2 separate regions of the Mus musculus genome follow, and region 2 is linked to region 1. A link is a loop called in an ENCODE intact Hi-C map of the cell type or tissue named here. Cell type or tissue: gastrocnemius. All regions are shown on one strand. Links, peaks and the distances in the headings refer to the core of each region. The heading gives the core; the rest is flanking DNA. Region 1 has its middle 12 kb from the start of Inpp5d. Region 2 has its middle 13 kb from the start of Snorc.

What was found. A loop is a pair of places that touch in the nucleus more often than their neighbours do. Peaks named below come from ENCODE experiments on the same cell type or tissue, not always from the same donor. Only the 100,000 strongest peaks of a DNase experiment are listed, where the experiment ranks them.
Region 2: a loop joins it to region 1, with 2.1 times the contacts of the local background. A loop is called at or near these places in 7 of 42 quality-filtered maps.

What each region holds. Positions count from the first base shown.
Region 1 is chr1:87,604,382-87,612,878 of GRCm38, reverse strand. No RefSeq gene overlaps it. Among named protein-coding and RNA genes, the nearest start is that of Inpp5d, 12 kb to the left of the region's middle. In gastrocnemius, for the core only: a CTCF peak has its summit at 4,258 (motif pointing right); DNase peaks (open chromatin) are centred at 4,260 and 4,892; H3K4me3 peaks cover 854 bases; H3K27ac peaks cover 857 bases.
Region 2 is chr1:87,453,083-87,461,579 of GRCm38, reverse strand. No RefSeq gene overlaps it. Among named protein-coding and RNA genes, the nearest start is that of Snorc, 13 kb to the left of the region's middle. In gastrocnemius, for the core only: no CTCF peak of the experiment used is centred there; no DNase peak of the experiment used is centred there.

The DNA of each region.
Region 1 (8,497 bases), core at 180-8,179:
TGATGAGAAGTTCATAGGCTTGCACTCTATGCTATGACCTACCCCTCACCCTGATGGATTATATCCCCTCATGTATGGGCTGAAATAAATCCATCCTCTGTTGGTTTTTAAGTTGCTTTTGCCAGGTGTTTGTCACAGCAATGAGGTAAGTAGTTGCTACAGAGGACATGGCAGCAGGAGCAGGAGGCAGCTGGTCACATTGCATTTGCAGTTAGGAAGTAGAGAGAAACAAATACTCCCTGGGCTCCTCCTCCTTTTATGTTTTTATTCATTTCAGGACCCCAGTCTATGGGGCAATATCACACATTTGTGGTAAATCTTCTATTCTCATTGTGGAATCTCACATGCATGCTAAGAGCTGTGTTTCCTAGGTAATCCCAAATCCAACCAAGCTGACCATGGACATGAACCTCCATAGGCTGTCATCTGGAGCTTCACCAATAATGAAATTCTCACCATTGTGTGTGTTTACTGGCCATTGGAGACCACTTACAACAACCCTGTCCCCCATGGCCTGGATAATGGTCTCTACTTTTGAGTCACTCTTGTTAGATGGGGCTCAGAGGTCTTTAATAGCATTAGGATCTGGTGACAGGTACTTCCAGGCCCCACTGCTGGCATCTTCCTTTACTGTCTCATTGTCAACTGTAGTCTCAAACAGCCCCCACCCTCTTCAAGCAGGAGACCATGAAGCAGCCTCACGTGAAACACAAGGACTGCATTTGAGTGCGTGGCTGTCATCTCCCACCTCCCTTTCCCTAGAGCATCTGCTGACTATTCAGGGGCCACAACCTTGAAGTCCCCATGATCCCTCAAATGGCTTAAGAGCTTCCTGTCTGCCTTACATTATATTCAGCCATCCTCCAGGATTCCCCCAGGACCCTTCTTAGTAGGACCTGAAGCGAAGGTGAGACAGCCTTCTGTGTCTCTCAAAGGGAGAATAGTACATGGGTAAATGAATGCATGTGTGTTATTTCTCAGATATTCAAAGCAAGAATCCAAGCTTTTGAAAGGGTTCTGACAGTTTGGAGGGCCCAGAGAAAGTTCTAGAATGTGACAGTTTCAAGGACACTCATGGGGGAAGATCCAGGTGTGTGCGTATATTTGTGTGTGTGTGTGTGTAAGTAGTGCCCATGTGCAGCTGCATGTTCTATTACATGGGGTTTCCCTAGGCGTTAGGAAGGGAGGCAGGCACAGATCATGTCTGTAGAGCAGTGATGCCCATGAGCAGGAGCTAAGTGACATTTTCTGTTCTAATATAGTGAGTTGGGTGATGCACCATCATGTCTTCTTTTCTTTTGTTTGTTTAATTGAGACACAGTCTCTGTGTGTAGCTGGCCTGGAACTTACGATGTGCCTAGGCTGGCCTTGAACTCACAATGATCCTCCTGCACCAGTCTCCCAAGGGCTGAGATTACAGATGTATGCCATTGCTCCCAGCTATTGTTTAATTAATATGTACAGTAAATGTTACCATCTTAGGAATGAGGTAGGGAGACTGGTTTGTTTGTGAAATAAGATTGCACTGAGTAGCCCAGGTTGGCTACTTGTGGCTATCCTCCAGCCTCAGCTTTCTGAATGCTGGGATTCAAGACTTGAGGCACCACAGCCAGAGAGACTCCATTTTAAAATGAGGTCTTCCCTCTTCTTGTCTTCCACTCAACAATGCACGCTTTTGCTTTTTATTATAACATTATAAAGCATGTCTAAAATGTATTTTAAAACCTCTTTGATTTTGTAACACAATTTAAAACAAATACATTGTATGGCAACACAAAGCCACTCTCTTTATATCTTTATTTTGGAAGTTGTGGTTTTTGCTTAAGTTGGTTTTTTGTTTCTTTTTGTTTGTTTGTTTGTTTGTTTTTTAATAGAAAATCAGGCACAAATGAACACATTAGCTTAGGACTCTATAGGACCAGGATCATCAGTATTGCTGTTATTAGCCCCCATATCCTGTTGTCATGCCAGCATTCTGGGCAGGGCCTGAGGTCTGGTTGTCTGCTCAGAAACACCCGCAGAGCTCCTCAGAGTCAACCTTGTCCTCTGCCTGCCACAGCTGTCCACCACCCCGCTGAGTGTTGAAACCTTTTCGTGTTGATAAACTCCTTTGAAGTTGTGGATGATGCTCTCAGTGCTTCTAGATGGCATTCATCACGTTCCTCGGTGACATCACTCAAGCCTGAGCAAGGTTCTTGATGTGATCATAGAGGTTGCAAGACTAGAATGGAGTCAGGGTTTCGCCAGCATCTTGTCCTGAAAGGTGTGGTGCTTGCCAGTACTTCTGTGGCTTGCCAAGTTACTTGGGACTCCTTACACTCCCTTAGGACACTGGCAGTGTGTGCTTATTAATATACTGTACTCTAGCAGTGTGTACTTATTAATATACTGCAAGGCTCTGAGGCACTCATCTAGCCAGAACTTAGAGGAATCAACTTGTATCGTGCCATACCACCCCTAAGCAAGTCATCTGTCTCGTCTGTAAAAACCTGAAGACCTTGCATTGACGTGGTCTCTTAGCTATGGAAAGTCCTTTCACACATCTGTCCCAGAGCAGGGATGCTTCACCCATATTCAACATTTACTCTAGTCACTAATCTGTCCCAGAGCAGGGATGCTTCACCCATATTCAACATTTGCTCTAGTCACTAAATGCTGTTTCCTCCACAAGTAGCTGATGCAGAACTACCCACAGTTTGTCAACGACTGAAATACCCTGATGTGGTATGTGACTGTATGTATGTGGCACTGTCACCAATGACACCCTGTCGGGGGGGGGGGGGTGTCTCCTAACATGATAATAGTGCTTAAAAAGTTCTTATTTCTGGTGGTGTCATGGATGTTCTGATAGTATAAGCTGGTGTTCCATTCATTTGTCTGGAGCGAGGCTGGTGACAAAAACCCACTGCACAGTAGGCTGTATAAAAGCAGGCTAATACAGTCAGTTACAGAACAACATATTTATTTATTTGGCTTTAGTCTTTCTATATAGCTCAGGCTGGACTCAAACATGAGATCCTTCTGCCTCAGCCAGCCTCCTAAGTGCTGGTATTGTGGTATGGGACAAGAATATTTTGTAATGATAATAAACAGCCATGTTCATTTTTAACGCGTTGTGCTTTTAACCAGTATTTTGTGCTGCTCCCCCTACTTTTAAAAAGGTTTGACTGTACTACGGTGAGCCAGCGTCTTGATGACATCATTTTCTCCTGTTCCTGATTCAATCTTGCATTTTTCTGTCCATGTAACCCTCAGGGCACCAGCAGACATTACACAGCTGCCACAGCAGCAGGCCACACCTTCTAGGTCCATGGAACTTCATTTGCATCATAGGACTGCATCGACTTCTTCCAAGTCAAAGATCAAGGATACTCATGAGGAGGACGGTAGCTGTGGTTGTGAGCTGGGAAGGCTCTCTTCCCATCTGGCCCCTGCGCTCTTTCCTGTCTATCCACTCCCCTTGCTCATTTCTCTCTCCATCCAGTCTTCTCTCTGCTCCTTCTAGCTGCCACATCTCCTCTAAGTTGCCTCAGTTAGGGCACTGCTCCGTTGGACTATCATCTCGCTTCTCAGTTCCATTTGCATTTCTGCTTCTGGACGAGATCCTCAGGGTGGTCTTTACAAGTCCTACACCAGGCTTTGGACCACATCCTTAAGGTGGTCTTTGCAAGTCCTAGCATCAGGCTTCAGCAGACACAGGTTTCCTTCAAGCTTGCAAAGTTCGTTGCAACTGGTCTTAGAGCACTTGGCTGGCTTCCTGGGAACAGGCTTGCCTTGAGGATGGAACGATGGTAGCCTCAGTTCATCCTATCTCTCCTCCGTATCTCTGAAAACTCTATTGCAGCAGTTCAGATCAGACATGGAATCATACACAGGACCAGGGCCAGAGTCTGAAGGCCAGCCTTGTAACATTTGGCCCATCTGAATCACACTGTATCTCAGGAAAGTGGGGAAGACATCTCTGCTGAAGGGTGAGAGGCAGTGAAGCATGGCTGGCCTGGGGGGTTGTTTAGGATAAGATAGAAATCCTGTGTGACTCAGATGATCAGTGCCCGGAGGGCAGTGCCTTGGCCAGCACAGGATTGGGTAGACTCCTGGCACCCAATGGTGCCACAGAATGCTGGCACAGGGTGTAGCCAGCATCACTAAGAATCACCTCTGGTTAACAACCTTGCTTTGAAGGAGGATAGCATCTTACAAGTACACAGCTTACCCGCAGCTTCTACAACCCTAGGTTAGGGCCTGAGCCTTGCAGTTTCCACCGCCAGGGGGCGCCTTGACCTCTGGCCTCCCCAAGCCTGAACAACATTCAGGTGTCAATCAAGACCAGCTCGTCCCTTTTCAAATAAAGCCAGCAACAGGAACAGACTCCATTTCCCAAGAGGACAAAGAACTCATGATGTCTTGATCCGTGCTTCATGGCATAGTTGAAAACGGGAAACCTGGCTGTGACAGAAAACCAGGCAGTGACAAGATATGGGTGGGATCAAGTGGGTAGGAAGAATTGAGTAAGAACTTGAGCCAGTGTCGCCAGGACTCTTAGGGACAGGGCATAATAGTAATGATACAGTAGTAAATGAAAGAGACAAAAGACAAAAAAAACAAAAAAACAAAAACCTCAAGAACCAAAAAACCACACACAAAACCAACCAACCAACCAATAAAACAACAACAACAAACCAATTTGAAATAACCATCCCAGAAGAACGCTCTGAAGACGCTCAGTCTGGTGGCAGATTCCTAATTCATCTTTTTTTTTCCACCCTGGGACTCCATTCCCTGAGTCAAGCCCCAGACCAGAGGGTCAGCCCACCACAGTTGCCAGGCTACTTACTGCACTGTGCCATGCCTGGACCTCCTCCAACCTGTGTTCTGGTCTCCAGCACTTCCCAAGCGTGAATCACGACAGCCTCCCTTGGCAGGGCCCGCGGCCGCGCTTCCTAAACGCCTTTTCTGCCAACAGCTACCCGCTTTCTGTGGTGATTACGTGTCAGCTGCTCCCTGCTTCAGACTTTTTACCTCTTCCTCTATGCTTCCTCAGCCAGCAGCTATCTTCACTGATCTGCCAAAAACCCTCACTGTGGGTTCCAGAATCTTCTCCCCAGCCCCGTCTTCCTCCTATGCCACCCGCCCTACCCTCAGCCGACTTTGAGTTTCCGGGGTTACACCCTGGTTTAAAAAAAAATGTTTCTGAAATGGCTTTCCACTTTTGTGGGACCGGCTGCTGCCTCACCCTGGGCCATAAGCCTTTTCTGACACCTGCTGAATGCTGTCCATCTTCTTTGCCCCACCTCCTGAGCCTCTACAATAAGCCACGCCTCTAGAGCGCTTGCCCCGCTACAGGCTCCTCTTCCCACTTAACCACCACACTGTCACGTTGTGGGCACTTGTCTTAGATCACGCCCCACAACAGAATATCATGGACGGTGACTCCAACAACGCAACAACAGGTATTTATTTCTTGTCATTTAAAGGGTGGGCATCCACAATCAAGGTTCTGACATTGCTGCTTCTGCTGAGGGCTGTCTTCCTGACTGGCAGGCGGCTACCTTCCATACTTTCCTTTGAACCTACCACCTTTCTGACTTCGTTCGACTTTAGTTGCTACTTAAAAGCACCATCTCCAGAGACAGTCACTTTGGGAGTCACCACAATTCACCCCTTAACAATACCTGGACTGTAGCGATAGATTGCCTCTAGGTGCAAGCACTGCACTAACATTTATGTATGAGTTACCTCGTCCGGGCCACACAGATACTCCTCAAGGCAGACATAACCTCCAACTTCACGCCTGAGAAAGTGAGAACCAGAGAGATTAACCAACCTGCAAATTAGCAGCACACCAGAGCTCCTAGCTCATATCTGAGGATCTCAGAATGGGACTGTGTGCTGTAAGCCTTGAATTAGATAATCAGAACTTTACTGCTAGACTCTGCGATTCCTTTACTCAAAGGTTTCATTCTCCCAGAATCCTCTCCTGTCTGCAAACTCCCAAAGCTCCCCATAGCTCAGACTATTATATCCTGTGACTTCAATGACTTAGGAAACCACTACTGTCCCTCTTTGGTATTTCCTTCCCTTACAGGGACCAGACAGGAGTCCCCTTTACTCTATGCCTGAGTCTTGAATCTTTAGCCAGTTCTATTGATGGTAGCTATAATTGTAGAACACAGGCAAGCAAAATTATGGCCTCCAAATCCTGCTCCACTCCTCTGGCCAGTCCCCAGCCTCTGCTCCACCCCCACCTTCTCCCAGTCTTCACTTCTACACACCCAGTCTCCCTCACTCTTAATGTCCACAACCCCATTTGTGTTTCAGATCCTGGACATCCTCAGAGCCCCTTTCTGCCATCTCTGTCTGAAATATTCCAGCCAGACTCCCTGAACTCCAGAGAAACACAAAAAAACAGGCAGCCCCAGCCCTAGAATAACCCATGTTATGTGTCCAAACAATGTGGTAGCCAGGGACTTCTAGGCCTCCGCTGAGCACCAACCTCCTCCGTTCCCTATCTCCTGTATTCATGCTGCTCTACCCAGCTCACTTCCAGATTCATCAGACTTTAAAATTCTTCACCTCACTGCCCACAAAGAAGAGCAGATCTCCCAGACCACCCTCCTCTGCATCTGCCTTTATTCTCACACACTCTGCTCCTCCAAGGTCACCTTACTACCAAGTTGGGACTGGCTCTCAAATCTCTCATGGTCCTGGCTTTTCTCCTCTCCTCCCCACCCACTCATCCCCTTCATCTTGTGAGAGCAAGCGTGATGGTTCCTATCCTTAAAATCCCTCCCTGCCACAGGTTCTCAGCTTCGGCTATAAATATGAAAGGCTTCCAGCCAGACCAGCTCAATAAAAACCTGCAGGGCAGGCCCTGGGCTTCTCCCTGGGGTCAACAGCATACCTTCTTGCCTAGCCATCAACCCATCTCTTAGCTTAGCTGACACTTTGGGTCTAATTGTCCTCACTTGGCGACTGTTACAATGTAATCACTTCCTACCTGTACCTGCCTTACCCTCTCCTATGGTCTGACCAAAAACTTCTCCGCCTACCAGGCCACCTTGTAGCTCTCAACCCACTCTGTCACAGCCTAGCCAGAGACCCTGAAAGCTTCTTCATTCGATAAATCCTCTAGGCTCCCTCAGCGCTGCTTTCCTTTGTGACCAAGGTCTTCTCCATACTCTTGGGTGCTTGAGAGTGCTCCCCCCTTCTGCATTTTCTGTTGTCTAGTCTACACTCTCTGGGGATACCTTCTCTGACTAGAGCCTGCAAATCCAAGTTCCTAGCCAGACCTCATTCTAAGCTCCCACCCACACATCTCCCCAATGCCTGCCTTTGTGGATAATCCTGGAGGCACTTACACCCCACTCATGTGAATTCTCCCATCTACACTCCAAAACCTGTTCTTCCCCGGACACCACCTATCCAGATTTTTGCCACCAAGCTGGCTTCTTCCAAGTCGGAGGGTGACACCCCCCATTCCCACCTCTTCCTGCCACCCACATCCAATGAGCTTTATAATGTCTTAGGATTCACTTACTTCAGGTCCTGCCTCCATCTGTCCTTGTATCACTGCCCCAGGGCTATTTGGAGAGGCTCTTTCCTGGGCCATCTCCCTCACTGCTATCTCTTCCCATGTCTGCTAGGAGTGTCTTGTCTTTCTGATTGGACCCTTGTCTGCTTGGCTCTGTCCTGGGATAAAAGGACAGCTTCCTGCTCATCACACCAAGCTCCTCCTTGCCTCCCTCCCGTTTCCTGGCCTTGCCCTTCTGCTCTCCCACTCCCAAGCTCTCTCTCCATTCCAGGACCAAATCGGAACCCTGCATGCCTCCTCACTCCTGGACTTGGCACCTAGTCTTTGAGAGCCTGCTTCCAGAAACACACCGGGGAACAAACTTTGCACCTCTTAGAGCATGCTGGGACTTCTTGGGGCCTTCTTGTTATGTCCCATGATACTTAACAAAGGGCTAATCCTCCTCAGGCCCTTGTCCCGTTCCTCTGTGGCCAGGCTAGAAAAAGGCAGACTCGGGAACCTGACCTAGCCTCTCGTCAGCCTTTGCAGTCATGAGCAAGAGGCTTCATTCTCCTCTGTCTTCGTCTCTTCCTTGGTAAAGTGGGGTCATGACAGTGGCCACTGGCTGCAGGTTGTTAGGAGGATCAGATCCTGGACCTCCAAGGGCCTGAAAGCGGGCATGAGGCAGTTCTCAGTAGACTCTTCCTCCAGTACAGTGCAAAACATGTTAAGTCTGCAATATGTATGTGACTCGATTCAAGGAAAAGAAGGCCTGAGATGACAGTATATGAGAGTCCGGTTAAAACCACATTCAGAACGTCCCCAAAAGATCTAGAAGAAAGGCAAGTGCTTCTTGTCAGGGAGGAACACGGGACAGGTGGCAACAACTACCAGGGCATCTGACCCAGAGCTTGGGCCTAGGCTCTGACTGCCCCACCCACACCACCCAGAAACCCTGGCCAGATGAATAAAGTCAGGCTGGGTTAT
Region 2 (8,497 bases), core at 208-8,207, 150 kb after region 1:
GTCTGCCAATCAGCAGGCGTTAGTGCCATACCAGCGAGCCTGTCTAACTGCGCCAAGGTAAAATTAGCATTGGTTCCGTATTTACGAACCGACTCGGCAATTTCCTTAATCTGTACGTATTCTACCGGAGCGTGGACACGCCCACCCTCGGCTCCTTCAAAGACCGGAAATGCCTGTTGTATTTTCTTTTGTTCCTCTCGGGGAATGAATGAGTCTGCGCACTGCCTCTCTGCGCACTGCCTCTCTGCGCACCTCTCTGCGCACTGCCTCTCTGCGCACCTCTCTGCGCATTGCCCCTCTGCGCATTGCTGACGCACTACGCAGGGCGGGGGCTCCGCATAGGGCGGACCTTGAAACCGACTGCCGGGAGGTTGAACAGTACGCTGACTTTCGCCAGCCGCTTTTGGCTTTTTTCTTGACCAATTAGCTGGCTGGTAATGGGCTGCTTCTTCCTCCCAGTCTGTTTCCTCAGAGGAGGATTCTTCACTTGCTTCAGAGCTACTAAGAGCTGGCTTCCTGAGCTCATCTAGTGACGAGTATCTCCTAGAGACCTCCGCTAATCGATCTTTTTTCTTCTCCCTTTTTCCTCTTTTTCTTCTAATCTCTCTCCAGGTATTCCTACCTAACCTTAACTTTTCCTCGGGTTCAAGACCCTTGGAAAGGCCTGTATACTTATTTTGTGTACCATACTTCCTCTTTGTTCCTACTCTCTCTCCCCGCTTTACTTCTGATAGATTGTCCTGAATTTCCTCTAGAATTTTCAGCCCTATCTTAATCACTTGATAGCATGTGAAAAAGAACAAAAGGGCTCCTAACACCAGAAAAAATTCAAGGCCAAACATACTCACTGGTACTCTCGTTCCCCAGCTGAAAAGTTCTGAATTCATACAGTTGAATCCTTCTTAACAGTCTGCTTTACGGGAACCTTTATCACCGTCGTTCCCCAGCTGATGAGTTCTGAATTCGGCAGTTGAATCCTTCTCAACAGTCTGTGTTACGGGAACCTTTATAAACGTGATCCGCAGTTCTGGTTCCGGAATGAGGGATCTTCCCTGCGCCAGTCCCGAGTTTTTTTTCTCGTCCCGGAATTCGGCACCAATTGTTATTCGACGCGTTCTCACGACCGGCCAGGAAGAACACAACAACCAGAATCTTCTACGGCAAAGCTTTATTGCTTACATCTTATGGGGCCAGAGTGTAAGAAGCAAGAGAGAGAAGCAAGAGAGAGAGAAAACGAAACCCCTTCTATTTTAAAGAGAACAACCATTGCCTAGGGCGCATCACTCCCTGATTGGCTGCAGCCCATGGCCGAGCTGACGTTCACGGGCAAAACAGAGTACAAGTAGTCGTAAATACCCTTGGCTCATGCGCAGATTATTTGTTTACCAACTTAGAACACAGGATGTCAGCGCCATCTTGTGACGGCGAATGTGGGGGCGGCTTCCCACACTTCCTGTGCCCTGCAGTGTGAGCTTCCTGTTGAGTTTCCCAGTGGGGAAGCAGCACCAGAGGGGATGGGGGAGCAACAGTTCTGCTTCAGATTTCTGAGAGCATCTTGTGTGGCACCAGTGACAGACTCGTTTGAGCAGCCCCAGGAGGCTGGATGTCAGGCTTCTGGATCTGCTTGGGGGAACTGGAACACCAGGGGCTGTGGTATGTTAGTTATTCTTCTCATTGCTGTGGTAAAACACCTAAAAGCAGCAACTTCAGGGAGGGGAGGTTTTATTTTAGCTCACAGTTTGGGGGTGGGTGGGGACAGTCCATCATGGGGGAAACACATGGTGACAGACACAGCTCATGTTGGCAGAAGCTGCTAGCTAGCATACAGATCAGAAAGAAGAGACAAGACAGGAAGCTGAGCTACAAACCCGAAGTCCCCTCCCTCTCTCCTGAGATGGACCTTAAACGTTAAAGCAAACTTCCAGCTGAATCATTTCTGCTTGGGATACCCAGAGTAGTCTGTTTCCTAGTCAAAGTCTGACCAAGACAGATATATCTGGTAGGGTTCCAGGAAAAAGGCCCCTAGAGGTCTATTTCTGACTTGCCCTATTGATTTGCTTGCCCTTTGACTTCAAGTGGTATGAAGACCTTATTGCCAGTGGAAGTGAGAAACCGATGACATAACATGCCATACCAGGGCTGGTGAGATGGCTCAGCGGTTAAGAGCGCCGACTGCTCTTCCAAAGGTCCTGAGTTCAAATCCCAGCAACCACATGGTGGCTCACAACCATCCGTAATGAAATCTGATGCCCTCTTCTGGAGTGTCTGAAGACAACTACAGTGTACTTACATATAATAAATAAATAAATAAATATTAAAAAACATGCCATACCATATGAAGACTTATGGTCTATTATAAAGAGCTATCAAGTATAAGGATTATGGAGTGTGTGTGTATGTATGTCTGTGTGTGTGTGTGTGAGAGAGAGAGACAGACAGACAGACAGAGAGGAGAGAGAGAGAGAGAGAGAGAAACAGAGACAAAGAGACAGAGAGGTGATCACACTACATAGCCCAGGCCTGGCCTCAAACTCATGGCAATCCTCCTGCCTCATCCAAGTGCTGGGATTAGAGACATGAGCCAGTAGAATCATAGAAGATTATTTAAAAGCCATACAGACTTTTATGGTGGTATGATCAGGACGAGGCCATAAACTGGTTACTCTTGTGGGCTTATAGTCTTCAATGCTCACTGAAAGAGATAAGCTCAGGGCTTAGATTCTAAGCACACCAATCAGAGAACTAGAGATTTGGTACAAGCACTTCTTATTTCTTATAGCTTCCTTGGCTGCAAATCAGGCCCCAAATTTAACTGCACAGACTGCAGATTGCAATGTTGAGCTAGGTTACAGCGTTGTCAGGTTCTCATATGTGACCTTCAACTCATCGAGACCTTGAGATTTGAGTGAGGACCCCTGGGCAGAACAGACAAACCTAAGAGTGTCCCACCAAGTGTGCAGACCTCCCTGGCCTATTCTTGTTTATGTAACAGTCTCATCTGCTACGTTCCCCCCTCACAAGGATGCCTGTTTTCAAGTCCACCGTGGTAACTCTTCCTTTTCCTGTCCACATGAGCCAGACGCCAGCATTCCCGTAGCACAGAGCCTGACCTAGGAAGACTCCAGTACAGCCACTCTGCTTATGTGCACTTAGCAGTGAATGAGCAAGTACTCTTCAGGAAGATTTTGCTGACTTCTCTAAGCCTGGAGAAGGGGCAAGAGTTCTCGGATGGCAGACTAAGTGGACAGGCTGTGACTAAGACAAGACCCAGCTACAACGCATTGACAGGGTGCTTAGCAACATTCAGATCCCAGGGCATCAACAGTTGCTCCAGTGGTCTGGTGGGTTGAATGGCTGAAGGCCAAACTCCAAACTCATTACTAGGCCAGATGCATTGAAACTGAGAAAACTAAATAGACGCCACAGACTTGCCAAAAGAAAAAAAAAGCCTGAGGGCATGTTTGTGAGGGATCCAGATTAGGTTAATTGATGGCGAAGATCCACCCTGCCAACAAATAAAAAGAAGAAGGGGGAGATGTGTTATCATTCATCTCCCCTGCTTCCTGACTGTGGCGGTTTGAATAGGTTTGGTCCCCATAGATTCATATGTTTGAATGCTTGGCCCATAAGGAGTGGCACTATTAGAAGGTATGGCCTTGTTGGAGGAAAGATGTCACTGTGGAGGTGGGCTTCGAGGCTGCCTATGCTCAAGCTCCGCCCAGTGTGGAATTCCAGTCTCCTCCTGGCTACCTTTGGATCAAGATGTAGAACTCTTGGCTCCTCCAGCACCACGCCTGCCTGGGTGCTGCCATGCTTCCCATCATGGCGATAATGGACTGAACCTCTGAAATTGCTATGTTGTCCTTGCATAAGAATTGCCTTGGTCATGGTGTCTCTTCCCAGCGATGAAACTCTAAGACAGTGACTATGCAGGCAGCGTGGCAACGTGAGGCATGATCTGTTTCAAGATCATGATGCTACTATGACTTACTTCCTGGCCATGGTGAGCTTGAATTGTGAGCAAAATAAAACCTTTATTCCCTTAAATTAGTTTTGTCAGAGTATTTCATCACAGCAGAAGTAAATTGGTTCTGAAACATGGGGCTATGGGTCTTCAGCCTTTGGAACTGGCTTGCAGAAGGAATATGAATGTTTAGGGCTTTGGGTTTGAAAAGCCCTCAATGCTGTAAACAGGGTTTAATGGCCCATTGTATAGGCTTACTAATTTGTGTGAGTGCTGGAGGGAAAGCCAACTGAGCTCTGCAGAGTCTATTCTGATCTTGCTCCGTTTGGTAAGGAGCAAGAACCGATGTAGCTTGCTGTTCAAGCTGAATTTGGACACTTGGGGCCTTCTGTTTTCTTCTGATTTTTGGTTCCTTTTGGGGGAGGCAAATGGGCCAAGTGTCTTTCTCCCTCTCACCGTGACTAAGTTGACTAAGTGTCACAGTGTGACTGCTGCCATTACTTTTCAAATCCACTTGCCTCTGCCCTGAGAATCATCCAGAGGACATCACCATGCTATAGTCCTATAGCAGTGCATATCCATGCTGTGCCTGATAGTCCCACTCTGCTGAGAAAGGCATATATGGACACTTTTAATCTCTAATGATCTCACTATGGGCACATGTCCATACTGGCCTCCCCCAATATGTTTTAAGATAACCCCCTGGAGATGTCCAGGCCCCTGTCTCAGAATCCTGGATCAGTAATGCTCTGGTTAACTGAGTATCGTGAGATACTGACTCTTCTTCCATGGCAACATCCTCAACAAAGAGCCAAACAGATGTTTGGGCTCTTGAAATCTTAACAGGTGCCCATTGCTGTTTCTGAGTTTCAGATGGTCCCATAAAGGAAGATGTAGCTGACCAGGTTAAAGTGGAGGCTGAGCAGCCACTGGGACCAGGAAACCACCTCTTGTTGCTACTCCAGCAGCTGCGATGCTTTAGCTGTGGGTCCAGGCCCACATTCATCCTCCATGCTGAAGGCTAATACCCACCCATCTCCTCATCCTACCCTCACAACAGAGCTGCCACATCTCACTGGCCTGCAGAAAGGAACCCTCTGCTAACCAGGGCATAACTGATCTATCCTGAGATAGGGTCCACACCTCATCTGGTTAAATTCACTTACCCATTCTCCCATTTTCCAAAACCACTCCCGCCCTCCCCGCCACTTACCACTGCTACTCACTTCAGAGTTATTTCTGTAAGTACAGCAATTCATCACTCAACAATAGCATACCATTAGAAATACTCACTAGGCAATTTCACCGTTGTACAAAATACGAGAGAATGCAACATAAGATGGCTGCCATATCACTAGGCTGAGTGACCTAACGGGACCACAGTCCTTTAATGATCAAAGCACTGCTAGGCAGCATGAATCTATTGAGTTCTAGCTGCAAAGCTGTCTCTCACAATGACGTGGATTAGCAATTACAAGACTATTTGGTGTGTTGTAGAGCTGAGCAATTGAGAATTGACTCTTCAACAATACTGAAGTTAGCACTACCCATCCTTTTGTTTCCCCCAAACATTACTACTAGTGGCCTGCTATTAATCTGAAGGCAAACTGTAACAAACAGTCTGGTGACATTTTTTTTTTGTGTGTGTGTGTGTTACAGTCAGTAGAGAATACAAGAGAATGGTGAGAGATTATTTTATTGGTATCTGCAACTACTAGAGAGTGAACTGCTCTATGGGGACGATTAGTGTCACACCGTGCTTTTAATGGATGCTCCCAGCACTTGAGCATGTTGCAAGCCATGTGAGGTGGCTACAAAATTGGCACCAAGGTACTGTGGTTATGATTTAATATCGCATCTTTACATTTGTTTGCATTTTTCTTGATTACAAAACACCATGTACAGTCTGTGAAAGTTGATACATTTTTATAATAGGCTGGGCATCATTTGTAGAAGAATTTAAAAAGTTTATTCTCGATTCATTATCTCCTTTTTCTTCTTTTCTGAAATTTTAGGCTATATGGTTTACAAGGTTTTGTTTTCAAATCCTCAGAAATCTACCCTCCATCCATACATGCTCAAAGGGGGACAACGGAGTTCTGTCCCATGCTGTTCATCCATACATGCTCAAAGGGGGACAACGGAGTTCTGTCCCATGCTGTTCAAGAATGAACCATAAAATGAAGATGATGGAAGCCAGATTTCTCATGGTGAAGAAAATTGTAGATATAGAGGGAGAAAGAATAGGGTGATTCTATGGTGGCACACTGGAGTGAGTGATGCCAAGAACACTAAATATAGAGGGAACATGTAGATATGTGAAAACAGCTAATTCCACAGAAAGAAGCCACCTGCAAATGGAAAATTCCTGAATCAAAACCAATACCAGATTGCAGTCTGTTTAGGATGTGTGCAATGTGTCAAAAGTTCAGGGTACAGTGCTAACTCTAAGTGTTAAAGTACTGTCAGCAACATAATTATTATTTGAGCAGGGGGTATAGTGGTACTAAAACCAGTAGACAGATGTTTGATGAGGAACTAGGCTTTGATTGGCTACCAAAAAGATGGCAAGCAGCTCAGAGTGGAGACTCAGCACAGAACTAACACAGAGACCAACAGCTAGACGATGCATAGCCTACCCCACAGAGACCAACAGCTAGACGATGCACAGCCTATCCCACAGAGACCAACAGCTAGACGATGCACAGCCTACCCCACAGAGACCAACAGCTAGACGATGCACAGCCTACCTCCAAACAGTCTGACAGTGAGACAAGGCAGGAAGAACAGTTAACAATGAAGCTAAGCACTAACATGGAGCCTCTGGAAGCCATAATATACTGCCTTGGAGATAAGACTTTACTGATCCAACTGGAAGACATTTAAGACAGCGGTTATCTCCCACTTGAGATGAAGTACTTTACCTACTTCCTATGTACTGTCACTTGTAAACATGGTTCCCCATACAGATGCTGGGATTCTACTCTTTAACTAGACTTTAAGTCACTGGTCATAACTCGGATCTTCTGAGGACACAGACATGGGAACAAATACAAACAGTTGCCATAGCTACCACTCTAGCAGGTGATAGGACCAACATCCAAATCACAGGCTCCTAACACAGGATATCCAAACAAACTCGACTGTATGCAGAACTGGGTACTCAGTTGAGTCACTTGGAAACTACCTGGGTCACAACCAACCCTGTACAAGAACAGAAAGCAGAAATTCAGATTCGGAATCTTCTCATTGGAAGGGCCTTGTTCCTTCCACTGGCCAACCTGATGAAGCACTCTGCAGGTCTCTTAAGGTCAATTTGCACAAATGTAAGCACTTCACACAGCTATCTTGCTTCCAGAGGAAGAGATAACTGTGTGGAAGAGACAACTGTGGGAGCTACCAATGTTAACACCCATGCTTCCTATTTCTTAGTGCCAGAATCCCAATGGCATTTGGGACTGCAAATACTCAGATAAAATTCCAAATTTTATTCCCAGTCTTTCTTACAACTAGCTATCTGGCATGCATGTGTACTTGGTAAGGTGTGAAACACTGAACAGGGCTCCCAAGCAAGTTCCTTTAAACTTTTGCCTAAACTTTTGCCTTATCCACACTTTCTTCCTGCTTCATATACAGGAATGTAGGCTGGGACTCCAACAATCATCTTAGACCAGAAATGACCTTAAGGATGAAAGCCATAGTCATGTTGATAAAGTGGAAAGAATCCAGGTCCTGGAGTCTCCATGAGCCTTAGACTGATGACCTCCAATTCCACTTGAGAAATAAACCACCATTAGAAAATGTTGTTTGACCTTTCCTGTTACATGCAACTAAACCCACTATCGACCCACTGACCACTTTAAGGACCATTTATTTCTAATAGTAACAAAGGAATCAAATCTAGAAAAATCAGTGGGGAGGAGCACTAATTCCTATATTGGGGGGAAGAGTAAATAATCCTTAGAGTCTTGTCTGTTTTCTAAGGTCAACAAGGGAACCCTGTGCCCAGATCATCATATGAAGCCCATCTCCAGAATGCCAGCCCTGCAGCAAGAAGAGCTTTTAGGTAGCAGGAGGGCAGCTGTGGGGAAGGAACCATCCCATGTCCTCAGAGTCAACATGCTGTTTGTCTCATTGGGAAAACTCTAGTTTCACTGACAAACTTATAGCTGAAATCTCCACCTAGTGGATCTTAGCCTCTCTCAGGAACTAGCATTACCAAAAGTTGTATATGATCACCAATCCTAGGGAATCAAATATCTGAAAATGAGCATTACACATCTGATTGTGTCAATGCTCTCTGATGATAATCCAGGAACCCCAGTGAGTACTGCAGTCCCAGAGACAAGACAGGAAGAAATGGTTACTAGAAGACGTAAAAATGGAGCCGGAGATTGCCTTGGAGATTGCTACATTTCCCTACATCAATTTAAAGCCATCAAAACAGTGGCTGTCCCCAGCTTGTGATGCTGTGCCTTAACTATATACTCAAGCCTACCACTTGTAAAGTGGCCTGTAGGTCACACTAGAGTT